2 separate regions of the Homo sapiens genome follow, and region 2 is linked to region 1. Evidence: read pairs that join two places in POLR2A ChIA-PET (ENCODE). Cell type or tissue: GM12878. All regions are shown on one strand. Each heading gives the region's core, and the rest is flanking DNA. Links, peaks and the distances in the headings are about the cores only.

Evidence for each region. Peaks named below come from ENCODE experiments on the same cell type or tissue, not always from the same donor. Only the 100,000 strongest peaks of a DNase experiment are listed, where the experiment ranks them.
Region 2: POLR2A ChIA-PET joins it to region 1 with 5 read pairs; 1 of 35 experiments calls an interaction of 5 or more read pairs at or near these places.

What each region holds. Positions count from the first base shown.
Region 1 is chr19:45,483,915-45,486,814 of GRCh38, forward strand. It overlaps RTN2 (reticulon 2), which reads right to left. Exons shown (of 11, transcript NM_005619.5): 10 at 2,141-2,199; 11 at 1,380-1,875. The coding sequence ends at 1,794. Among named protein-coding and RNA genes, the nearest start is that of TRU-TCA1-1, 6.7 kb to the left of the region's middle. In GM12878, for the core only: CTCF peaks have their summits at 1,515 and 2,002 (motif pointing left); DNase peaks (open chromatin) are centred at 1,548 and 2,020; H3K4me3 peaks cover 844 bases; H3K27ac peaks cover 250 bases.
Region 2 is chr19:45,120,788-45,123,687 of GRCh38, forward strand. The region is part of intron 1 of PPP1R37 (protein phosphatase 1 regulatory subunit 37); the gene reads left to right. Among named protein-coding and RNA genes, the nearest start is that of PPP1R37, 29 kb to the left of the region's middle. RefSeq lists an enhancer at 1,121-1,310. In GM12878, for the core only: no CTCF peak of the experiment used is centred there; a DNase peak (open chromatin) is centred at 1,214; H3K27ac peaks cover 1,597 bases.

The DNA of each region.
Region 1 (2,900 bases), core at 246-2,745:
TAGCTGGGATTACAGGTATGCGCCGCCACACCCAGCTAATTTTTGTATTTTTAGTAGAGATGGAGTTTCATCATGTTGGTCAGGCTGGTCTGGAACTCCTGACCTCAGTGATCTGCCCACCTTGGCCTCCCAAAGTGCTGGGATTACAGGCGTGAGCCACTACGCCCAGTATGTAGTTTTTTTGTGTTTTGTTTTTGTTTTTGTTTAGAGACAGGGTCTCCCTCTGTAACTCAGGCTGAAGTGCAGTGGTGTGATCATAGCTCTCTGTAACCTCGAACTCCTGGCCTCAAGCAATTTTCCTGTCTTAGCCTCCCAAGTACCTGGGACTACAGGCATGCACCACCACGCCCGGATAAATTTTTTTTTTTTTTAGAGACGGGGGTCTTGTTATGTTGCTCAGGGTGGTCTCGAACTTTTGGCCTCAAGTGATCTTCCCACATTGGCCTCCCGAAGTGTTGGGATCACAGATGTGAGTCATCATGCCAGGCCTCAGATTAGTGTTGAAACTGGAAGTCCAGGGAGGCCCTGTATTTGTTCCCGAGGCAATCAGGGTGGGGAGACGTGGGTGGATGAGAGAAGTTTGTGAGGCAGGATAGACACAGCATTGTGACTGATTGTTTGTGGGAGGTGAGTGTGTAGAAGTCCAGAGCCATACCTGGGTGTCTGGCCTGGTGACACCGTGGGCAGTGAAAACATCTCTGAGTTGGAAATCAGGTAGGATGAAGAAGACGTTTGGTTAGATTTAGGGTGGAAGGGGCATCCAGAGGCCGTTGGACACGTGGGTTTGGGCTCAGTTGAGGTGGCTGCACAGTAGGCAGGGTGTGGGATCCATTAGTGATGTCTGCCTTGAGCACAGGCATGGGAAGTGGCTGCCAAGGCTTGGCTAACCCTGGAATGGGTGGTCTGTCAGCATCTTCCCCTCAATCATTTCTTTCTTTTTTTTTTTTTTGAGACAGAATCTCGCTCTGTCGCCGAGGCTGGAGTGCAGTGGCGCAATCTTGGCTCACTACAACCTCCATCTCCCAGATTCAAGCGACTCTCATGCCTCAGCCTCCCGAGTAGCTGTGATTACAGGCATGCACCACCACACCCGGCTAAATTTTGTATTTTTAGTAGAGATGAGGTTTCACCATGTTGGCCAGGCTGGTCTTGAACTTCTGGTCTCAAGTGATCCGCCCTCCTCGGCCTCCCAAAGTGCTGGGATTACAGGCGTGAGCCACTGCGCCCGGCCTCCCCTCAATCATTTCATAACCTACACAGATGGCAGAGGGAGCTCCTTCTCCAGAGATGGGGAAGGTTCTCCTGGAGTGTCACTTAAGTGCCTTTCAGTGCAGAAAGGTGAACAACTGGAGGGTTCTGGAAGCACAAGAGGCCTCGGGTTTTCCACAGGAGTCTTTATTACAGTGTAAATCCAAGCTCAGGCCTCCCCTGGGCCCCATGCAAAGCCCCGGCGTTGGGGCTAGTAGCATCCAGGAGACACCAACGCCTCACGGCGCCTCCAGCGGCGGGTCCGGAAGTGCAGGGTGGTGCCCTGTCTAGGCAACTACAAGTCCCAGCAGGCCCCGCGGCCAAGGTGCCTCGTCTTTCCTGGACTCCTGGAGCAGAGCCTCTTGGGAAATGTAGTCCTGGTCGCTCAGGTAATTAGCGCAGAGTCCCTAGTGGGAGTGATCCTGACACCCACCGGGAAAAGGCTCGGGCCGAGGAGGGGGGTGGGTGGGAACGGACAAGAGATGGAGGGGGCCAGAGGGCTGCGGGGGCTGGGGGCAGGCGTCCTGCGGGCAGAGACACCGTTCTCATTCGGCTTTGGCTTTGGATCCGGAGACTGCGGCTGCTGCAGAGGCCAGGGCTCCGGTCCCTGGGATTTTAGCTCGGATCCTGAAGGAGAAACAGGTGGGATCACGAGGTGGGGCAAGAGACGCGGGGTGGGCATCTGGGGACAACGGGGAAAGCTGGGTGGGAAACTGACCAAGAGCCCGAAGCCAGCTCCTGCCCTCCACCTAGTGGCCTACATTGGAATTGCCTCCTCAGCCTTTTCAAGGGGACATTACCCCAGGAGATTTGCGGACAGCGAGAGTAGAAAGGAAAGGTTCCCAAGCTCCCCCACTTCCCCCTCCCATCGACCTCCGCCCCATGCTCTTACTTAGCTTTGATGTGGCTCAACTGATTGGTCACCAACCCCACATATTGGTCGATCTGAGCCTGGGGAGACCAAAGAAAGGTGAAAGAAGGGATTGGAGGGGTTTCTTCTCTTTAGTCACATAGGAGGCTGCTTCCTCCCCAACCTCCAAATTAGGAGTTGTGAAGAGTGGCCCACCACGCCACCCCCGGCTCTAAACTTCATAGAATACATTAGATGCCAGAGATGCCAGTTATAGGGTCAGTGAGTTGGGCCATACTCTGTATGGAGAGTGATGTCAGGTGGAACGCACAAGTATCTGGCAGTGAGGCCGTGTCCTGGGCACGATGGTTAATCTTTGAGTGAGTTTGCATACGTGTGTGTTGTGGGGTAGGGTGAGAACAGAAGGCACTGGCATTGGTCACCGAGTCCCTGAGTGGATTGATTTATATACTCGTGTTTTTTAAAAAATTATTTATTTATTTGTATTTATTTTTTTGAGACAGGGTCTCGCTCTGTCACCCAGCCTGGAGTGCAGTGGCATGATCTCGGTTCTCTGCAACCTCAGCCTCCTGAGTTCAAGCGATTCTCCTGCCTCAGCCTCCCGAATAGCTGGGATTACAGGTGTGCACCAACATGCCCGGCTAATTTTTGGATTATTTATTTATTTTTTTCTTGTTCTTTTTTTTTTCTTTTTCTTTCTTTCTTTTTTTTTTTTTCCTGAGACGGAGTCTTGTTCTGTGGCCCAGGCTGGACTGCAGTGGTGCAATCTCAGCTCACTGCC
Region 2 (2,900 bases), core at 168-2,667, 360 kb before region 1:
TTTTTAGTAGAGACGGGGGTTTCACCATGTTGGCCAGGCTGGTCTCCAACTCCTGACCTCAGGTGATCCACCTGCCTCAGCCTTGGCCTCTCAAAGTGTTGGGATTACAGGCGTGACCCACTGTGCCCCGCACATTTGTACTTTTGACTGGTCTTGCCAAATTGCCTTTGAGACGGAACCATGTCCTTGGTCAGGTCCTTTCTCATCTCTAAGCGTCCCCTGGAAAGTTGGGGAGATAATTTCTATTTCTCAGGGCCATTAGGAAGTGGAAACGAGATCGAGTTTGTCAATCGCTTAGTTTTGGGAGTGGGCGCAAAGTTACGGCTCCACCGGTAAAGCACAGTAGAAGGGCCCCAAGCAGTGTTTGTTCTCTTCCCCCATGCCTCTCTGCTGAGTGCCACTGGGGATTGTAGGAGTGGTGGGAGAGCGTGGGGATGATTACTGTTGGGAAATGCATGGCAGTGGCTGGAAGAGGGGGTCAGAAGCACAGACCTGCATTTACACTCACACTCTGGGATGAGGGACTTTCCTCCTCAGGGCGTCTGTCTCCCTGCCATGGGAGGCAGTGCATGTGTCAGCCATGGCCCTCGGCTGTAAGCCCAGAAACAGACCCCTGCAGAATTTGTAGCAAGGGAATGTGTGGGGAGGATGTCACCAGGCAGGAGGACAGCTGGGCCCTCGCATGGGCGGGATTGAGGCCACTGGATTCCCTAGGTAGGGAGCTCCCCAAATACAGGAAGAAGGTTAGAGGCAGGAAGAGCCTTTTCTACCCAGGAAACCTGACCAGTGCCACGCAGTGAATATACAGGGTCCTCACGCAAGGACCTGAGAGATGTGTGGGCAGCTGTGTGCAGTGTATACAGGGAGTCCAGGGGCTGGTGTGAGCCCTGCTCTTGAGGGGCCTCTGGATGCCCGCGGTGGGGTGCTGGGGCCTCCACGGGCGTCATTCTGTGGTTGCTCCAGGATTGGACTTAGAAATCTGGGTTTGACTACATATCAGGCTGCCCTGGGGCCCCTTTCAGTAAAGATACTCCCCTGAGAAATACCTGCCCTTGGGAAGCCCACTGCATTGGGCTTACATGACTGATCAGACTCTGATTCTGTGTGGAGCAGCCTGGGGAAGGGCTTGGAGGCGGGAGTGAGGATGGTCTCCACGTGGGCAGTGTAGACGTGTGGTTTTGCAGGGATAGAGACGTGCAGCAGCACATCCGCAGAGGTAGCGAGGCCTTGGGGGTGTGGGGTTCCCACAGAAAGCTCTGTGGGTACTCTTCTGCCTCCTCCTCCCTATTTCAGGCCCCAGGAGGCCTTGTGTGGTTCTGTCCCTCCCCTGCCCCCCAACTGAGGCCGTGGCATTGTGGGAGCAGAGGACGGAACTGGACACCTAGTGAAGGTGCGTAGAAGGCATTTGCCCCAGGCTGGCTCTGGGCTGAGCACACCCATTGGTGACCTCATCACGTGCACACCTTCGCTGCCTGAGTGCAGGGCACCCAAAAGCCTGCCATAGACAAGAAGGGACCTTCCCTGAGTTCACCCAGCTGGCCCTGTCTGAGTTGGGGACTCACACCTGTGCTGACTCCAGAGACCCACCCCAGCCCCACCTTCCTGTTCCTTCAGTCAACACATATTTATTGAGCACTTACTGTGTGCCCAGTAAAGACCCTTCTGGGGATATTTCAGTGAACAAAAGGGGTAAGAGTTCTCCCCTCATTATAGCATAAATGCACAGATCAGTACGCTTCCTGCTGGGTCATGAGAAGTGCCACCTAGAGAAGGAAGCAGGGATTCATAGTGATAAAGGGGCTGACTTTTTGGAGGGTGGCCAGGGAAGGCCTTTGAGGAGGTGACTTGGGAGTGAAGACCTGCAGGCAGGGAGGGAAGGAGCCGTTGGGGTGTGAGGAAGAGGGGTGCTCTGGGCAGGGGGTAACAGGTGCAAAGACCCTGAGGCACTGTGTCCAGATGGCTCTGCCACTGGCAAGGATCAGGACCTCAATGACTGTAGCAGCCCCTCCCCAGCACCCCCAAGTGAGGTCTGGCCATGCAGCTCTCCCATGTGCATGCTTTGCCTCCCGTGCTCCATAAGCAGGACCTTGACCCCTCCAGCCTCCTTGCTGACCCCTCTCGTCTCACACTCCAGGTCCCGATCTGTGCAGCTCACTGCCAGATGCATCAGGCAGCCTCCTGCACCTGCACTTTCTTCACAAAGTTCCCTCTGCCAGAGACGCCTTTTGCATCTTTGTCATCTCTGAGACTTTTCCAGATGCCTCCCGCTGCAGCTGATCCCAGCCTGGCCATCCTCCCCGCCTCCATGTCCCCTCCCTCCCTCCCTCCATCATAGCCTTGATGCTGTTCTGCCACTGCCCCTGGATTTGTCTCACTGATTGTGCAGAAGGCTCTGGGACAGAGCTGGCTTGTGGGGGATTGGGCCACTGCCTATTGGAGGCATTTGGGGGCTGTCCCAGGGGTGAGTGCACCCCAGGCTGGACCAGGTGCCCACACCTCTCCCGCCCAGCACTGGCACCTGTGAAGGGCCTCTGGAGGCTGGGTCTTCCTGCAGGCACCAGGAAGAAACCTACGAGCGCATCCTTGCTGAGGGCAGGACCCGCTCTCCACATCCTGGAAACCCAACAGAGAAAGACAGTCTCTCTGGCAGCCTCCCTGTCTTGAAGTTCGAGAAGGCTGCATTTCTAGGCTCCCACAACCTGTCTGTCCGGTTTGAAGCCGGGGCCTGAGGGCTTCAGGGTACTGATGCAGGACAGACAGCTCTGGTTCAAACCTCCCTCTGTCCGCTCCCACAGGTGTGGCCTCAGAAGACCATTCCCTCTGTAGCGTGGTAGAGGCTGGAAATTCTACTCTGCAGGATTATGATGCGGATTAAATGCAGTAATCGAGTGTTTGGCAGA